2 separate regions of the Homo sapiens genome follow, and region 1 is linked to region 2. Evidence: chromatin loops called from intact Hi-C (ENCODE). Cell type or tissue: CD4-positive, alpha-beta T cell. All regions are shown on one strand. Links, peaks and the distances in the headings refer to the core of each region. The heading gives the core; the rest is flanking DNA.

Region 1 (6,905 bases), core at 1,716-6,715, 550 kb before region 2:
TCAATTCATGAAACTATTTCTAATGTAAAACTTTACTGATGATCATGCTTGTTGCACAAATTTTTAAGATATTGATCACCATTTATTCTAGTCTAGCTACAAAAATGGTATGCTAAGAGACTGATTGTATTGCCAATAGCATAATGAAAACATAAAGCATTCTATCGATTTTATTAGCAAACAAGTTATCCTCTTCTTTAGCCCTAAAATGAGTGATTTAGACACTTTAACATATTCATATTTCATCCTGTCAATTAAAACCACTCCCTGATTAATTACCCAAACAACAGGAGCCATATCGTATTCTCATGTATCCTTTCCTACAATGCATTTATCAATATCAATAAACTTAAGATATATGAAGATGAAAGGGGCTCAATTTCTCTGGCCTAATTAAAAAGTTGATGGCAATCTTCTCAACTCCTACAAAAGAACAGAAAACCAATCAACAGTCTGATGGGAATTCTAGGTAGAATCCAATTACCTAAAGTAAAGCTGAGCAGACAAATATATCCCTCCAAGGAGCCAGGCTTCTCACGACTCTTTTGGCCCTAGAACTGGTAAACAGAGTAGCCAAGCACACAAGTTTTAACTTTACCCACATGACTAAATTACAGCACCTATACACAGACACAGACACACACACACACACACAGAGAGACACATTCACATTAACACACAAACAATGATGCAAGAAGTTTTTGAAGCTGATAGACACTTCAGTGTACTGCTATTTAATTACTGCCAATACGAATGTATAATCCAAAGTCAGGATGCTCTTATAAGTTACACCTGAGTGTTCCTAGGCTCCTATATCACCCATTTACACCTTAGAAAAGCTGGTGTGATCTAAAATTCAAAATAAGGAAACTCAATTAATTTTTCTTTTTTTTTTTTTTTTTTGAGACAGAGTCTCACTCTGTCGCCCAGGTTGGAGTGCAGTGGCGCAATCTCCGCTCACTGCAAGCTCCACCTCCCAGGTTCATGCCATTCTCCTGCCTCGGCCTCCCGAGTAGCTGGGACTACAGGCACCCGCCACCACACCCAGCTAATTTTTTGTATTTTTAGTAGAGACGAGGTTTCACTGTGTTAGCCAGGATGGTCTCAATCTCCTGACCTCATGACCCGCCCGTCTCAGCCTCCCAAAGTGCTGGGAAAACAGGCGTGAGCCACCACACCTGGCAGAAACTCAATTTTTCAAACCAGAAAATTATTGAGATAACAGCCAAGGAAATTAGGAGCACATTATCATTTTTCAGAGTAGTTCCACCTGTACTCCCATCATTAAACTATATATATTTTGATTGATGCCTAGGAAAACAACAATCAAAAACAAACTTATTTTACTCCAAAATCCGAGAGGGAAAGGAGAGAAAAGGATTTTGGCTTTTCTGCATTGTTTGAACTATTAAAGAATTATTTGTACACTAACGTGTTGTTTTAAAAAACTATTTTTTTAAACAAAGCCAAAGCAGGAGTGACCCTAAATTAGAGGTAGTGCAACAGCAGCCCTAGGTTATTACTAACACGATTTCTAACATTTTGACTTGAAATATACTTGTTTAGATGGCAGAGGAACCCTACGATAAAAGAAACCATAACATATGTTGTAACTAAAGCAGTTTGATTCTACAAAATAAATACAGACAAATTGCTGGAATAGAACAGAAAGTCCAGAAATACAAAAAAATACTTTTAATACAGGGGTCCCCAACTCCCAGGCCTTGGACCAGTACCCTTGGCCTGTTAGGAATGCGGCCACACAGCAGGAGGTGAGGGAAGGGCTAGGGAGCATTACCACTTGACCTCTGCCTCCGCCTCCCGTCAGATCAGCAGCCTCATTAGATTCTCATAGGAACGCAAACCCTATTGTGAACCGTGCAAGAGAGGGATCTAGGTTGGTGCTCCTTACAAGAATCTAACTAATGCAACAGTTGCATCCCGAAACCACTCCCCGCACCCTGCCATCACTCTCCACCTGTGGAAAAACTGTCTTCCACGAAACCAGTCCTGGTGCCAAAAAGATTAGGGACTGCTGCTTTAACATATATATGATAACAGTAAAATCCCTATTCAGCAAGGAAAAGAGTTGGGACAATGTTTCGAGGGAAAAAAAAAAAAGCCAGACCCCACCTTTTTTCCCCTTAATAACCATAAATGTTCTAAAGCAGTATCAGTGAACTTTTTCTGTGAAATGCTAAATAGTAAATATTTACGCTTTGTGGACCATATGGTCTCAATCACAATTACTCAACTCTACCATTATAGTGTGAAAGCCCCCATAGATAATACTTAAATGAATGAGCATAGCTGTGTTCCAATAAAATTGTTTATAAAAACAGGGCTACATTTGGCCCACAGACATAGTTTGCTAACCTGTAATCAAGGGTAAGATGGAAAAACTCTTTTATACTGGTGAAATAGGGGAAGGCCTTTCAAATAATGTCACAAAACCCAGAAGTCATAAAAGCAAAGACCGGATATCTGACTATATAGAATCTTCAAGATTCTCTGCAATAACTATAATCCCAGCACTTTGGGAGGCCGATGCGGGCGGATCATGAGGTCAGGAGATCGAGACCATCCTGGCTAACACAGTGAAACCCCGTCTCCACTAAAAATACAAAAATTAGCTGGGCGTGGTGGCGGGCACCTGTAGTCCCAGCTACTCGGGAGGCTGAGGCAGGAGAATGGCATGAACCTGGGAGGCAGAGCTTGCAGTGAGCCGAGATCCCGCCACTGCACTCCAGCCTGGGTGACAGCGCAAGACTCTGTCTCAAAAAAAAAAAGATTCTCTGCAATAAATATTTTGTATACAAAATTCAAAAGACAAATGAAGAATATATACAATATAGGCCAGGCACAGTGGCTCACGCCTGTAATCCCAGCACCTTGGGAGGCTAAGGCAAGAGGACTGTTGAGTCCAGGAGTTCAAAACCAGCCTGGGCAACATAGCAAGACCCCATGACTACAAAAATTAAATATAAAAAATTAGCCAGGCAGGTGGGGTGCACCTGTAGTCCCAGCTCCTCAGGAGACTGAGGTGGAAAGATCACTTGAGCCTGGAATATCAAGCCATGATCCCACCACTGCATTCCAGCCCAGGCAACAGAGTAAGACTCAGTCTCAAAAAAACAAAAACAAACAAACAAACAAACAAAAAAATATATATACACACACGCACATACATAACATATAACAAAAACCCTATTAATTTACAAAGAACTCAGAAGAAAGGATCTAAACAAGAATGGTCAATGCTATGAAAAAATATACACTCTTTCATAATTAAAATAAATTTACATCAAAACAAAAATTTTAAAAGGTTTCTAGTACTCAGTATTGGTGTATGGCAGTAAAAACTAACATACCTTTTTATTATTATTTTTTTAATTCCAAAGCCTTTAAAACTACAAATTTGGATATTTTAAAACTTGACAGATACTGTGGATTTTAGAGTTTGACAAGTACTGTCAAATTGCTCTTAAAAAAAAAAAAAAGGCCAAATCTGTGCAAAGTACAAATTCTACAAAGTATACATACTAAACTGTATGTCCAAGAATATTTGGTGCAATGTTTTTTGTAACAGAAAAAACTGGAAAAACTGTTAAATAAATTATGGTATATCTATAAATACCCAAACCTATTTTTTTAATGAGGTACATCTGTAAGTACTGATAAGAAAAAAATCTCAAATGCATATTACATGAAAAAATGGCAACTACACATAAAAAATTAATACTTTTGTATAAAAAAGTCAACAGGGATTATCTTTGGATAGAAGGATTTTACTTTTAATGTTATGCTTTCTGCAATACTGTTGAGATTACTGAACAATGGGCAGTATTGCTTTCAACAACAAAAGGAACCAAATCAAAAAATATTTATAAAGGAAAATAAAAATACAATGTGCTACAATGAGAAGTCAAACAAGAAGGTTGAAGAATGAATAGAATATGTAAGACAAAAAGAGGTAGCTATAAGATCACACAGACTGTCCGAAGCAATCAGATAAAACAGAAAGAGTGTTGGACCTATTAGTTAAACAAATTACCTTCATCACCAGGTGGAGCCTTTGCAGGCATCCTGTTTATAGTTCTTTGAGTTCGCGGTGCAGGTTTCGCTTTGTTTGCTTGTTTGGAGATGAGCTTTATAGGAATTCGTCTGCGAACATCAAGACCACCCAAGGATCCAGAACTATTAGTGCCTTGTAACTCATTGTCTGTGTTAGGAAAAAAAAGTTGTAATTTCTTTTAGTTTTTCTTTTTAAAGATTATTCTGCCACAGGTATTAAAACACCATACCTAACATTATCAAGGTTAAAGATCTGGGTTCTGATTTTCAATATTACATTAAGTTTAACTGCTAATTTTATTTATTTTGGATCAACACTTAAGGCAATGCTTTTTAACCCCTTTTGAGATACAGAATCCTTTAAGAAATTGATAAAAGTTATAGGACCTCTCCCTAGAAAAGTGAATAAAATTTTTCATATAATTCCAGAGAAGTTTACAGAAACATGAAACCATTAATGAACCCAAGAACCATTGTCTTGAACTACAAGAGAATTTTTTAAAAGAAAAAGAGTAAGAAGGAGAAAAAGAACGAAAACCATCCCTGTCTCCATGTCTGATCATCAAGCATGCAAAGCAGAAAATAAATTTAGTAAACTGAACTTACTAATACTGATGAAGGCAAAATTAAACAATGCGTTTGAAAATGAAGTTAAGAAATGTGATTATTCCTTAAGCGCAAAATAATTATTCTAAAAATCATTCAGAAATATAGTAAAAATCATTATACCATTTAGTAGTAAAAACATGCAATAATGTATTTGTGCTATAACATGTGACTGAGTTCTTAGTCAGCACTGTAATGGAAAATTATAATTTAAGAGGATGCAAAGTTCCTATACTACAACTAGGTCTAAACAAGTGTCACTTTCTAGTCCCTGGAGTCTTTGCTTGTTATTGTCTATAGAATAAATTAATTCTTGTCCCATGAGTAACAGGAGTATTATTTCATAGAACTGACTCCATCTAAAGCTTAAGAGTTACCTTTTTTCAAGTAGATGAAAATATATAATACAGAAAATATTTAACTTGACCTACTAAAGAAGGAAAATGCTTAAAATAGGAAATACAAATAACGTATTTTTTAATTTGTAGTGTTTTAAACATGACAAGTTATTGAACAAGGTTGTATAACTGCCCCTGCAGGAAATATTACAGTCAAGACTGATAGCCAAACCATCCACATTAAATTCAGCAAAGCCAAATTTGGAAGTAGTAAGCTAGTACCAATGGCCTCCAAGGCTACTAGGATTACAGACACACAATAAGTTCACATTCATTTGCACTTTTTCTGAACAAAATACCAAACAAAATTAAAAATGGGTCCATAACGATTATTTTAATCTACTTACTACTCTTATAACAGCTAATCCTAAAACAAAGAGGGGTGGAATTACATGGTTAGCTAGAATCTTGAGTTAGGGTTAACCCAACTTGATCAGCTTTCAACACTTCATTAAATAGACTCACAAGCTGATTAATGTATTTGATCTGTTTTCATTGTAGTTGCTTATGTATGTAAAAGTACTTACAAGCAATGCATTGGCCAAAAGAAATATGAATGACTTTTTTCCTTGCTCAAAAAGTATTCCTGACATTCCAATGAACTAAAAAGCAAGTCGTTGTAGACATATAATCAGTTCAATGCTGTCCCTCAAATATTAAATATTCAAATATCAAAATGGTTTAATCGTTTTACCTTTGTGAATAATGAAAATACCAACACTTCATTACAAGTCCTTTTCACACCATCCTGAACACTTGAGGTCTCTACTGTTGCTTGCATAGTCTACCACTTTCAAGAGCTGGCTGGCCCTTCCCACTCTGCTTCACAGATTCAAGTTCATGAGGTACAGCATTTAATAATGATAACATTCTGGGTTTCTTTGGGACTTTTTTGCTTTTTGTTGTTTTTAAATTAAGAATCAGAGCATAAAGCACTATTTCCTTTTGAATACAGTAACAAATTATAAAGTCCTTAACAACAAAAATTTCTTAGATATTACATAGAAAGTGACTAAGGACTACTGGCCACTTCAGATAAATTCACTTTAAAAAGGCACAACACTTCCATATCATATAGTTTAAAAAAGATTGGGGATTTTTTATCTTGAATAAAAAGAACCAATAAATATTTTACAAAATCTGGGATCTTTTACAAAATCTGGGATACAGTTACAGAAGTGCTAATTCTTAGAATGACCAAAGAATAAATCCAGTGTTAATGGGGAGCCCCTTGGAGTAATTTTTCTGGCAAGATTCTATTAGAACACCTTCATTTTCACATTTGAATGTTTCGGTATGATCATAAAATGGGTCATTTTTGCATAATGTTCAAGGGTTTCATCTGTTTCCCCAAGGACCTCTTAATCCTTTAATATTACAATTATTCTTTTGAGATGCCTATCCTGTCATGATTCTTCAATTATCTAGCTAAGTGGCATTTCCTCATTTGTCAAAGCCTTTGTGATTTAAACAATTATCAAATTCATGTTTACGAATTTCATGAAAACCAGAATCTTCTACAAGGTTTATAATTTTATTTCACAATCAGTGCACAGTATTTGATACTGTCTTCTGATACTAAACATCAAAGAGATTGATTCATTTAAAAAAAATAAAATAGGTAAGAAGCTAGTGTTAAGCAGAAGGGACATCTGAGAGGGAACTAATTTTTTAAGTGGTCAGCTCATTCGTGAGTATTTTCATGTTAAGATGAGTTTTACTTCCTTAGGCAATCTCTAAACTTCAAGAATTAAGATAATAAACACTCTTTACACTCACCCCTATTATGATTTCCTAACATAATAGCCTCTAAACTATGGCAGGAAC
Region 2 (5,000 bases), core at 1-5,000:
CTAATTACACACTTATGTGTCTAAAGGAACTAGGACAAAGCTATTCATTACTGTGGTAACACAGTAATGACTTTTCTCATGATATCAAGATAAAGCAAATGGTAGTTTTGATCCTCAGGGTACAAAGACTGGAAGAAGACAGCGTTATTAATATATGGAGAACTTGACTGGTTTGAGAGGGATTCAGCAGTAGAGGACTCGGAGATGAGTAAGGGTACAGGCAACAGAGTAGGAAGGACTTGAGTTGATTTTTATTTCCAGCTTCTACTGAGGACAGCTCTTAAGTTCACCGTTTTGACAACTCTGGCAGCTTGCTACAAATTGCCAGTTCCCCGTACAATCCATAGTTGACTCAGGTGAAAAGCTGTTCCATAAAGATAGAACTGTTAATTGTTAGAACCGTGTCCTCCAACAGATAAATAACATGATTTTAAAAGGTAGATCTTGCACTTTGGGAGGCAGGCAGATGGCTTGAACCCAGGAGTTTGAGACCAGCCTGGGCAACATGGCACAACCCTATCTCTACAAAAAATACAAAAATTAACTGGGTGTGGTGGCATGTGCCTGTAATCCCAGCCATTCAGGAAGCTGAGGTGGGAGGATTGAGCCTGGGAGATACAGGCTACAGTGAGTTGCGCCGCTGTACTGCAGCCTGGGCTATGGCACAAATAATAAAAGGTAGATCCTTACTACTAAGGTAGATAACCTAATTGTCTATGTATTATAAAATAATTACATATAACCCTAAAAATTCCACTTAAACTTTTTACTTTAAAGTCAACCTGGCCGGGCACAGTGGCTCACGCCTGTAATCACGGCACTTTAGGAGGCCAAGGTGGGTGGATCACGAGGTCAGGAGTTCGAGATCAGCCTGGCCAACATGGTGAAACCCTGTCTCTACTAAAAATACAAAAAATTAGCCAGGTATGGTGGTGGGCGCCTGTAGTCTCAGCTACTTGAGAGGCTGAGGCAGGATAATCACTTGAACCTGGAAGGCGGAGGTTGCAGTGAGCTGAGATCGTACCACTGGACTCCAGCTTGGGTGACACAGCGAGACTCCGTCTCAAAAACAAACAAAAAAGTCAACCTAAGAGTTGAATAAAAGCTATTAAAGAATAAGTTTACTTAACTATTCCAGTTACCATGAACCGTATTGAAGTGTTACTCATTTATTGTAATCAGAATTATCACTATTTTTACCTGTTATCTTTCCCTGGATACATCTGAGTATATTCAACTCTGTATTTTTTGGCAAAAAGCATGAAGGCATTCATTGGTCTTTTGCACTTATTAGGAGAAGTGGCACTCACAGTCCCTGAGCTGTGGTTTTTGACAGCTTTAGCATACAAAGAATTGGAAGAGAGCTGTGATGATCCAGGTGAGCCACAGTTTTTACTGAATCCAGATCTTGCAAAGTCTTGACCACCAGGTCCTCCACAAGACAAAGATGCACGACGCTGGCGAGCCATACTACTTAACACATAAACTGCAGAAGAATCCATAGGTGTGAAGTCATAGCTATAAAATTAAAAAAAATAATAATATTTTAATTCAATTTTGAATTCTCTGATTTCTAAAAAGCAGGTTAAAAAAAAAAAAAAGAAAACATCTGATTGGAAATTTCAGTGCATTTCCCCCTATATCATGTTACCAACACTAACAACTTTTGCCACTGATAGTTGCTTATAAAATGAAATCTGTATATGTGCTAACTGAAATTAATTTTTTTAAAAAACCTCTGCAGATAATACAAAAGCTTAAAAAAGACTTTGAACCCCCCAAAGGAATGTTATAATCAGCATACTTTATTCATAGCAAGTAACTCCTCCAAATCCTACACAACCCACTTATTCTTACTTTAAATTCATTTCTGGACAAATGTGACAATATGGTTTCTTGGCCTATAGGCACCCAGACCTAGAAAATTAAAATGGAGTGGCAGGCAACATACCAGGCCTAAGGACTACTATAGAAAACAAATGGTTGGGAAAGGCAGTGAAAAGCTGTTAAATGTGGCTAAAGGAACTTAAGGACAGGCCTGGTGGCTCACGCCTGTAATCCCAACAGTTTGGGAGGCCGAGGTGGGTGGATCACCTGAGGTCAGGAGTTTAAGACCAGCCTGGGCAACATGGTGAAACCCCATCTCTACCAAAAATACAAAAATCAGCTAGGCGTGGCAGCACATGCCTGTAATCCCAGCTATTCGGGTGACTGAGGCAGGAGAATCGCTTGAACCAGGGAGGCAGATCACAGCACTGCACTCCAACTGGGCAACAGAGTGAGACTCCGTCTCAAAAAAAATAAAAAACAAATAAAGGAACTTAAAATGCCCAGTAATCTGGGTCATTTGTTTAGGTAAAGAGAGCCATACATACATCAGTCTCCCGAAAGGCCATCCATGACCTATAACATAGCCTAATAACATAAAGTTCATTGTAAAAACCTGCCTTTGTCAGGAAAGGCCACATTTTGTTCTGTATGTTCAGTTTACATAGACATGGAAATAAGCTAAAGAATTCTCTTTTGTTCCAGCATTAACTCTCTTTCTGCCTATAGTACTTTTCTATCTTCTTGGCAGGAAACCTTTTATTCAGCTTCTAATCTGAACCTAGCTCCTACTTCCTTCCCTGAAACAGAAATTCCGGTAATACATCAAAATAGTTTAATATTAGCTACAGGAATACCATCTACCTAAAGGTAAAACATGAGATTACAAAATTCTAAAGATAGATGGAAACAGCCAAAGGAATGAGGGCGGTCCATGCCACTGACTACACACAGTAAATGACTTCTACCACTTATCAAGCACACAATGTCTTTTTTCTGAAAGTATTGCATGAAATAAATGTACTTAAACTATGACTCCAAAATTACCTCATGAATGCTTAGCAATCAGTATTACGTCAGGAAAACAATGTCTGCTTTCTAGGTTTGCAGTTTTTGTAAGATATCTTCAGCCCCTCCCATACATAATTTAGAAAAATAGCAAACTTCAGCACTGACACAAAATTACCCATCTCTACTGATGGAAAATGATTACAATTTAAAATACTAAAAGATACTGGGTAAGCTAATTACTAAAATTTGAAAACTCCACCATCTAGTGGCACAAATATAACTTATCATCTACTTCCATTATGGATACAACTTAAATCAGTTTTAAATATTCAGTCACAAAATTCAATGACTAACATTACTGCAGCAGTAATGACATAGAGTATCTTTAAAAACAGCTTCATCTTTTGCTATACTACCTTAGGTAAGCATTCATTCTCTTCACTAAAGCACCTGTACCCAAATGTGCCTTTCACAGCTCTACTTTGTGTACATGCCATTCCTTAAGCTTAGAATGCCCATTCTCACTTCACTGTCTAATCATTAGTCTTAATGGCAAACTCCACAATAATGTAGTGCCTATTAACCATGTCACATATATTAACTTATTTAATCCTTCCAATATTATCCCCATTCTACAGATTTTTTTAAAGGAGCCACAGAAATATTAATTTACTCAAGCTTCCATAGCAAATCAATTGCAGAGCCAGGATTTGAATCCAGGCAGTCCAGATCGAGCTCATGTTCCTATCAGGCTACACTGCCTCTCAATCAGCGTGTACATCTACTGTATACATTTACTAATCCATTTCCTTCTCTAGATTGGAAGCAAAGAGGTATGGCCATTCTTAACTCATTTTTTAATCAATTCTGAATAACATAATAATGGAAAATTTTAACTGAGTGCAAATTCCAGCTAGTAATATGACCTTGGGCAAGTTAAATAAACCCTGTAGCCTCAGTTTACTTATCTGTAAAATAAATCTATGCTATGCAGTGGTGCCAAAAAGAACAATAAACATAAGACACAGGGCAGAGGCTGGCACAGTGTATTTTGCCATTAGGAGTATCTATTATTGTAGAAGTATCTTAGGTGAGTAGCTAGAGAACTCAAAATTTGGAATCTTTACAAGATATGGGCTTGAATCCTAATTCTGATACTAACTGCCTTTGTTTTGGGCATGTTCCTTAACCTCTCTCAACTTTACTTCTCTCTGTAAAATGAGGATATAATCTACAAATAGGGTAATTAATATTAAATAAATTAACATTATATATATAGTAGGCACTCAAGTTTGTTAAATCATATTACCTGAACAGAAATGTCAACTTCAAAGAGTCAAAACTGACTGTTTTAAACCCGCCTGAGGCCTAGAAGGTTGGCCTCAATTCTCAATGTTTCAGAATGGGCTACTTACAACAGAACCTTGAATTATGTATGAGAGCTCATCAACTGATTGCTGACTTCTGATTCTTCCTGAGCTAGAAACTACTCACATGTCCTCTGTAAACCATGACCCGAGAATTTGCTTGGAGCAGTCCAACTTGGACTTTTTCCTCTTCTTACCTCTTTCTCTTCTTGCCCTCCCCCTAGGCCAGGCATCATCTCCCTTAACCAGTCTAATCCACAATGAAAATAAAGTCACTTTCAGCTTCTCAATTTTTTCCTGGTTTCTCCATGATGATACCACCCATTTCCACTCCTTTGCAGGGTGGGTGCTCCTGCTGTTATATTGAAGTCACTCAACAGTAAAATGAGACCAATGACTAACATCATCTTGGGAGTGATTATTATTCAGTGAGATCAAATGGTAAGAATTTGCTATCTCAGAAAAGCAGGAATTAGGCAGGCAAGTTTTCCCTTTTACTTTAAAAAAGTTTGGTGCTATGTAATAATATGTAAACTTTACATATATTTGTAAGTTATGAAGCATACAAATAAATGAGTGAACCCACAATCCAAATTAAGAATAATATTTCCAGTATCACTAAGTTCCATATTTGCCACCCCAGAAATAACCACTCTCCTGAATGTTAATCATTCTTTTTCAATAATTTTATTATGAAAATATTACTCATAAATACAACATATAAATACTACAGTAGCATTAGTTTTATTAATATCTTTCTTAATATATAAGATACAGTGTTTCATTATGCAGAAA

Evidence for each region. A loop is a pair of places that touch in the nucleus more often than their neighbours do. Peaks named below come from ENCODE experiments on the same cell type or tissue, not always from the same donor. Only the 100,000 strongest peaks of a DNase experiment are listed, where the experiment ranks them.
Region 1: a loop joins it to region 2, with 2.3 times the contacts of the local background. A loop is called at or near these places in 3 of 110 quality-filtered maps.

Annotation. Positions count from the first base shown.
Region 1 is chr7:107,746,197-107,753,101 of GRCh38, reverse strand. It overlaps CBLL1 (Cbl proto-oncogene like 1), which reads right to left. Exons shown (of 6, transcript NM_024814.4): 2 at 4,055-4,222. Among named protein-coding and RNA genes, the nearest start is that of CBLL1-AS1, 5.1 kb to the right of the region's middle. In CD4-positive, alpha-beta T cell, for the core only: no CTCF peak of the experiment used is centred there; a DNase peak (open chromatin) is centred at 4,091; H3K4me3 peaks cover 574 bases.
Region 2 is chr7:107,192,352-107,197,351 of GRCh38, reverse strand. It overlaps HBP1 (HMG-box transcription factor 1), which reads right to left. Exons shown (of 11, transcript NM_012257.4): 9 at 1,201-1,518. Among named protein-coding and RNA genes, the nearest start is that of HBP1, 26 kb to the right of the region's middle. In CD4-positive, alpha-beta T cell, for the core only: no CTCF peak of the experiment used is centred there; no DNase peak of the experiment used is centred there.